Regions from separate parts of the Homo sapiens genome. Here region 2 is linked to region 1. The links are chromatin contacts, found by Hi-C or POLR2A ChIA-PET in ENCODE. All regions are on one chromosome and are shown on one strand. Each heading gives the region's core, a stretch centred on a gene start or an enhancer-like site at or near the end of the contact. The rest is flanking DNA. Distances are from core to core; before and after follow the strand shown. Region 1 holds the start of B3GALT6 (beta-1,3-galactosyltransferase 6). Region 2 holds the start of CDK11B (cyclin dependent kinase 11B).

Region 1 (3,501 bases), core at 717-3,216:
CACAGTAGGCGCTCAACGAATGCTACCCTGGGTAATATTAAACGAAAAAATGCTGCCTCCAGGTATCGAGAAACACCAGTGGGGCCGCCATGAAAGTGGTCCTGAAGTCAGTGCAGTCTGCCACAAACCAAGAGGGGTACAAGCCTGAGTTCCCCCAAGGAAGGAAACCCTGGGTGAGGGGCTCATGTCTGATTTTTTTTTTTTTTCTGAGACAGAGTCTCACTCTGTCGCCCAGGCTGGAGTGCAGTGGTGCAGTCTCGGCTCACTGCAACCTCCACCTCCCAGGTTCAAGTGATTCTCCTGCCTCGGCCTCCCAGTTAGCTGGGATTACAGGCACCCACCTCCACTCTCCACTAATCTGTATTTTTAGTAGAGATGGGGTTTTGCCATGTTGGCCAGGCTGGTCTCTAACTCCTGACCTGAAGTGATCCTCCTGCCTCGGCCTCCCAAAGTGCTGGGACTATAGGCGTGAGCCATGCACCCGGCCTGATTTTCTGAACATGGCTGAGGGCTTTTCCCTTCCCTAGTGGTGGCATAATTCTATTCCTGTCGTCCCAGATCGCCTGACCAGGGGAGAGTCCTGGATAAGAACCAAGACACCTCCTCCTGGTGCTGACTCCACTAACTACAGTCGTAAAACACACGCTGTGTGCAAAGAGACTGTACTTTGTTCCTAGAGAAAATAAAGCTAGTTCTTGATTCTACATATCTTGATGAGTTACACGGTTTACTTGAGGCAGGAGGATCGTGAGACCAGCCTGGGCAACACAGTGAGACTGCGTCTCTTTAAAAAACAAAAACAAAAAGATAAGACCCTGTCTCGAAAAAGGGGGAATAAAAAGTAACCCAAAAGTAACTATAAATATCAGGAGTCCATCAAGTGGCGCTTCCTCTCCTGGCTTCAGAGTATCTATTCATCACGGTGTGCCAGGTTCGCAGCACAGCGGAGCGGGCCGGTCCCACCGGAATGGGGTTTCGACTTCGCCATCCCCTAGCAGCTCAGTTCCCAGCAAGGAATCAACACACCCTTGCAAAACGGACGTGGGAAACAGCTTAGGCAGAGACGCTATTTCTTTGCCATCCCTGGGCTTCAGCTCTGGTGGAACGAGGCTATTTCTGGCAGTTAACAACACACACGGTTAGATTCTAAAAGCTCAACAGGGTTCATAACACCGCCTCTGAGCCAGACATCAAGGGCTCCACACAGCCGACTTCACATCTCCAAATCCTACTAACTGGGGATGAGGGTCCACGCGGTTCAGAAGCGGAAGCGCAGGCGCAGGGAAGCGGGGCAGCTTGTCCAAGGTCGCCTCGCCGATAAACGCGAGTCCAACCAGACCCCTTGGGCCTCCGTTTCCCGGTGGCATTCGTAGGTTTTGGCCAGTAGGAGACCAGACGTGCCGGCGGCCGGGGAGGCCAGCGTCGTCGGCCTGTCCCTGCCCCCGGGAACCCCGGGAGCCCCGGTGGCGGCGGAGTCTCGCCAGGGCTCAAGGCCGAGCGGACGGACGATGCCCCAGCCCAAGGCGGGAGGCGGCGGCGGCCTCCAGACCCGCCCTCGCCGTCCGGCCGGCGTACACTTGGCCCCGCGGCCTGCAGCGGCCGTCCCGGGCCCCTCACTCACCGGTCTGCCTCCCCGCGCTCGGGATCCGAGGACCGGAGCGAAGCGTCAGTGACGCCGCCAACGGGCCCGGATCAGGCCACTGCCATCTTTCTTGCGGGCGGGGGCGGTGCGAACGGGCGCGACCTCACGGAGGGGACGCCGGCGCCACCATCTCTCCTCCGGGCGGAAGCGGTCGCGGGGCCGCTCCGAGGTTGACCAATGACAAGGGTGCCCGAGGCCACGTGACGGCCGCCGATTGGCCGCCGGCCTCCGAGCGCCCCGGGGCTCGGCGTCTGCGGAAGGCCCCGGCGCGCTCCCAGGAGCGCCGTGCGCACGCGCACCGCCCCGAGCCGGCGGCGCCTGCGCACTCGCGAGTCCGGCCTGGGCCGCCGGCCCGGCGCGGGCGCCATGAAGCTGCTGCGGCGGGCGTGGCGGCGGCGGGCGGCGCTAGGCCTGGGCACGCTGGCGCTGTGCGGGGCGGCGCTGCTCTACCTGGCGCGCTGCGCGGCCGAGCCCGGGGACCCCAGGGCGATGTCGGGCCGCAGCCCGCCTCCCCCCGCGCCCGCGCGCGCCGCCGCCTTCCTGGCAGTGCTGGTGGCCAGCGCGCCCCGCGCCGCCGAGCGCCGCAGCGTGATCCGCAGCACGTGGCTTGCGCGGCGCGGGGCCCCGGGCGACGTGTGGGCGCGCTTTGCCGTGGGCACGGCCGGCCTGGGCGCCGAGGAGCGGCGCGCCCTGGAGCGGGAGCAGGCGCGGCACGGGGACCTGCTGCTGCTGCCCGCGCTGCGCGACGCCTACGAAAACCTCACGGCCAAGGTGCTGGCCATGCTGGCCTGGCTGGACGAGCACGTGGCCTTCGAGTTCGTGCTCAAGGCGGACGACGACTCCTTCGCGCGGCTGGACGCGCTGCTGGCCGAGCTGCGCGCCCGCGAGCCCGCGCGCCGCCGCCGCCTCTACTGGGGCTTCTTCTCGGGCCGCGGCCGCGTCAAGCCGGGGGGGCGCTGGCGCGAGGCCGCCTGGCAACTCTGCGACTACTACCTGCCCTACGCGCTGGGCGGCGGCTACGTGCTCTCGGCCGACCTGGTGCACTACCTGCGCCTCAGCCGCGACTACCTGCGCGCCTGGCACAGCGAGGACGTGTCTCTGGGCGCCTGGCTGGCGCCGGTGGACGTCCAGCGGGAGCACGACCCGCGCTTCGACACCGAATACCGGTCCCGCGGCTGCAGCAACCAGTACCTGGTGACGCACAAGCAGAGCCTGGAGGACATGCTGGAGAAGCACGCGACGCTGGCGCGCGAGGGCCGCCTGTGCAAGCGCGAGGTGCAGCTGCGCCTGTCCTACGTGTACGACTGGTCCGCGCCGCCCTCGCAGTGCTGCCAGAGAAGGGAGGGCATCCCCTGAGCCGCCGCGGCCCGGCCCTCCGGGACACCTGCTTCACCCGGCGGCGCCTTGGGGCAGGTGCCGAGCGGGCGCACTACGCCCGGGCCCCAAGGCCCCCGTCCCGCAGCCACGCTTGTGGTCGCTGCGTCCCGGTCTGCGTTTGGGAGACCCCTGGGGGTTGCCGGGGCAGCGCGCCGTGTCCAGGTGGAGGTGCCCGTTCCTGGACCTCAGCGAGCCTGAGCCGGGCCCGGCCGCACGCTGACCCCCGTGCTGTCCCCGACCGGCTCACGGGGCTGGGCTCCGATCTTCCGTGTCTCTTATCAGTGGCGTTTCTCACGTCTGCGTCTCAGATCTAACGTGGTTTCACATCAATCCGCTTTCATGGGATTTTGGTCTCTGTCCAGTGACTTCGTGGTAAATGTAACTCAGTGTTTGCTTGCGACTTATTTATAAATATTGTAAGTTTGTGTCGATGAGTGTAAGTTGGCAGTGCGCACGTCTCGGTTTTTTTACATGATTTAAGG
Region 2 (3,501 bases), core at 1-2,500, 430 kb after region 1:
CCCAGTGTGGTGGCGCGTGCCTGTATTCCTAGCTACAGGAAGGAGGCTGCTAGAGGCAGGAGGATCACTTGAATCAGAGAGGTCAAGGCTGCAATGAGCCAAGACTGCGCCACTGCACTCCAGCCTAGATAACAAAGTAAGACTTGGTTAAAAAAAAAAAAAAAAAAAAAAAAGTAAGCTCTAGGCTGAGGCGGGTGGATCACAAGGTCAGGAGGTCAAGACCAGCCTGGCCAACACGGCGAAAACCCTGTCTCCACTAAAAATACAAAACTTAGCTGGGCGTGGTGGCGGGTGCCTGTAATCCCAGCTACTCGGGAGGCCGAGGCAGCAGAATCGCTTGAATCCGAAAGGCGGAGGTTCCGGTGAGCCGAGGTCGCGTCACTGCACTCCAGCAAGACCCCGTCTCAAAAAAAAAAGAAAAAAAAACAAGAATGATAAGTTGTAAGCCAGGCAAGGTGGCGAGCGCCTGTAGTCCCATATACTCTGCAAGCTGAGATGGGAGACCGATTGAGCCCAGGAGTTCCAGGCTGAAGTGCGCTTGTGAACAGCCACTGCGCTGCAGCATGGGCGACAAAAAAGAGTGATGGGTTCTGAAAAATGACCGCTTGAAATCAAGTCTCGTTTCTGTCATTCTTGTATGGTCTTGGGTAACGTAATTCACCTCAGTTTAGTCTTCCGTACAACCAGAATAACAACACCTACGTGATAGTATCGATCGCGGATTAAAGATCATCCGTTTAAAGGCTCTTAACTCAGGACCTGCCACTCATCAAACACTGCTTTTACTGTCAGAATCTGCTAGAAAGACCGCTTGGACTACGTGAAGCCACTAGCACACTGGACAGCTGCACCTTGAGACCGGGGAGATGCTCCGAGATGTGCTCGCGAACAAGGCCACCTGACCCGGGCACTGGGCTATTTCCTCGGGTTCAGTCCCGCACACTTGAGGTTCAGCCTGGCAGACGTTGGCTCCAGACAGCGTTTGGACCCGCCGCCTCCACCACCCAAAGTTCCGTGCGGGATGAGACTGTCCGCGGAAGCGAGGGTGTCGCTCGCCCCCGGGCCCGGGTCCGCCCCGCTCCGAGGCCTGCTCGGAAGAAAGACCTCGGTGCGCAGTTCTCCTCGCGCTCCCACACCTGGTCCGCCCAGTCGGAACTCACCCCTACGCCGCCGCCGCTGCCGCCGCCGCCGCCGCCGGTCCCGGAGCCAGAGAAGAAACAGCAACCGGCGCGCGCCAAAAGTATCGTCACTTCCTGTATTGGCGCGTAATGATGATATAATAGCCGACCTCCGGCCCAGAACTCGAGACAACGACAGGGGCTCGCTCTGTGCGGCACTTCCTGTGTCTGCGCGGGATGATAACGCATAAAACAGCGCTTGCTCAGGTCCAGGACGCCAGAAGAAACAGCCCGGTGAGCGCACTTCCGACTTCGGCGCGGGCTGTGACGCAGGAATCGGGACTCCGGAGGAGCGACGCCCACTTTTGGAGCAGTTTGCGCCTGCGCGGAACGCGTGGCCGGCTTCCGGAATCCTACCGGGACTTTTCCGGTAGCGAAGCCCGCGCCTGTGCCAAGGCTTGCGAGCAGAATGCCTTCGCGATGGACGCCCGCATTCCACCCCCTTGACCGCTGGGACCCCTAGTGGCGGGTGGGTGGAGCGCGCTCCATTTACCTGCTGGTTACCTCGTGAGGCGCCTCAGGTCTGTGTGTCTTGTAAAGGCCGATCTCGGAATTTAACTCTGAACCTTACTCAGAAACAGGGCAGGGAGAGCTCTTACGATGTGATTTTATTTTATTTATTCATGTATTTACTTTTGAGTCGGAGCCTTGCTCTGCCGCCCAGGTTGGAGTGCAGTGGCGTGGTCTTGGCTCACTGCAGCCTCCTCCCGGGTTCAAGGAATTTTCCTGCCTCAGCCTCCCGAGTAGCTGGAACCACAGGCCCGCGCCACCACGCCCGGCTAATTTTTATATTTTTGGTAGAGACGAGGTTTCGCCATATTGGCCAGGCTGGTCTCGAACTCCTGACCTCAAGTGATCCGCCCGCTTCGTCCTCCTAAAGTGCTGGGATTACAGGCGTGAGCCACCGCGCCCGGCCTTTTACAATGTGATTTTGAAGCTGACACTGGCAGTGGGTCCTCAAAGTGCAGACTCACTGGGTATGGTGCTTCCCCCAACTCCCAGGGCCCCACTCCAAACCCATGGATTCAGAGCATTGCAGGAGAAGAGGATAAAACGAGCAATTAATTCCCTTTCCATATGTCAGGTTTTCCTCTTGACTTGAAAAGTCACAGAAAAATGCTTTAGACATCTGAATCTCAGGAAACAAACAATGGAAGATAAACATCCGCATTTACTGGGCCTGAAATGGGAAAATGAAAGATGTGGCAAGAAACTGACAAGGGCCCAAGAAGGGCGATGGGTATCGGAATTTTTTTCATCCCGGAATGAAATGCTGCTTGCTTTGTGTACCCAAGCTCTTTTTTTATTTTTATTTTTTTGAGACGGAGTCTCGCTCTGTTGCCCAGGCTGGAGTGCAGTGGCGCGATCTCGGGTCACTGGAAGCTCCGCCACCCGGGTTCACGCCATTCTCCCGCCTCCACTCCATTCGCCCGCATTAGGCTCCTGAGTACCTGTGACTACAGGCGCCTGCCACCATGCCCGGCTAATTTTTTTTTTATTTTGGGTAGAGACGGGGTTTTACCGTGTTAGCCAGGATGGTCTCAATCTCCTGACCTCGTGATCAGCCTGCCTCTGCCTCCCAAAGTGCTGGGATTACAGGCGTGAGCCACCGCGCCTGGCCTCCCCCAAGCTCTTAATGTTGCTTCCTGAGTTCTTGGTAACTGGGGAAATCTCCCTATTTTTTTATTTTTATTTTTTTTTGAGACGGAGTCTTGCTCTGTCGCCCAGGCTGGAGTGCAGTGGCGCAATCTCGGCTCACTGCAAGCCCCACCTCCCGGGTTCAACGCCATTATCCTGCGAGCCTCAGCCTCCCGAGTAGCTGGGACTACAGGCGTCCACCACTACGCCCGGCTAATTTTTTTGTGTTTTTAGTTGAGATGGGGTTTCACTGTATTAGCCAGGATGGTCTTGATCTCATGACCTTGTGATCTGCCTGCCTTGGCCTCCCAAAGGGTTGGGATTACAGGCGTGAGCCACAGCACGTTTTTTTCTGTTTTGAGAAAAAGTCTCGCTGTGTCACCCAGGCTGGAGTGCAGTGGCACAATTTTGGGTAACTGCAGCCTCCGCCTCCTGGGTACAAGTGATTCTCCTGCCTCAGCCTCCCGAGTAGCTGGGATTATAGGCGTGCGCCACCACACCTGGCTAACTTTTGTATTTTTAGTAGCGACAGGATTTTGCCATGTTGGCCAGGCTGGTCTTGAACTCCTGACCTAAAGTATCTGCCCACCAGCCTCCCACAGTGCTGAAATTATAGTCATGAGCCACCGTGCCCGGCCAAAAATCTCCAGTTTACCCTTCCTTTGTGAAATCTGTGAGTACCCAA

What was found. Hi-C counts contacts between places; a loop is a spot of excess contacts on that map. ChIA-PET counts read pairs that join two places held with the same protein, here RNA polymerase II (POLR2A). Pooled maps may share reads with other maps.
Region 2: a loop to region 1 is called in a pooled map, with 12 times the contacts of the local background. The contact joins the promoter of CDK11B here to the promoter of B3GALT6 in region 1. A Hi-C loop is called at or near these places in 1 of 37 single-sample maps with no recorded cell type and 5 of 50 pooled maps. POLR2A ChIA-PET finds 5 or more read pairs at or near these places in 1 of 52 experiments (PC-9).

Annotation. Positions count from the first base shown.
Region 1 is chr1:1,230,271-1,233,771 of GRCh38, forward strand. B3GALT6 (beta-1,3-galactosyltransferase 6) reads left to right here and starts at 1,967. Exons shown (of 1, transcript NM_080605.4): 1 at 1,967-3,501. The coding sequence starts at 2,009. The coding sequence ends at 2,998. It overlaps SDF4 (stromal cell derived factor 4), which reads right to left and starts at 1,731. Exons shown (of 7, transcript NM_016176.6): 1 at 1,622-1,731. RefSeq lists a silencer at 1,209-2,068 and enhancers at 1,685-2,366, 2,367-3,048.
Region 2 is chr1:1,657,754-1,661,254 of GRCh38, forward strand. It overlaps CDK11B (cyclin dependent kinase 11B), which reads right to left and starts at 1,251. Exons shown (of 20, transcript NM_033486.3): 1 at 1,161-1,251. RefSeq lists enhancers at 1,094-1,816, 1,248-1,337, 1,358-1,637.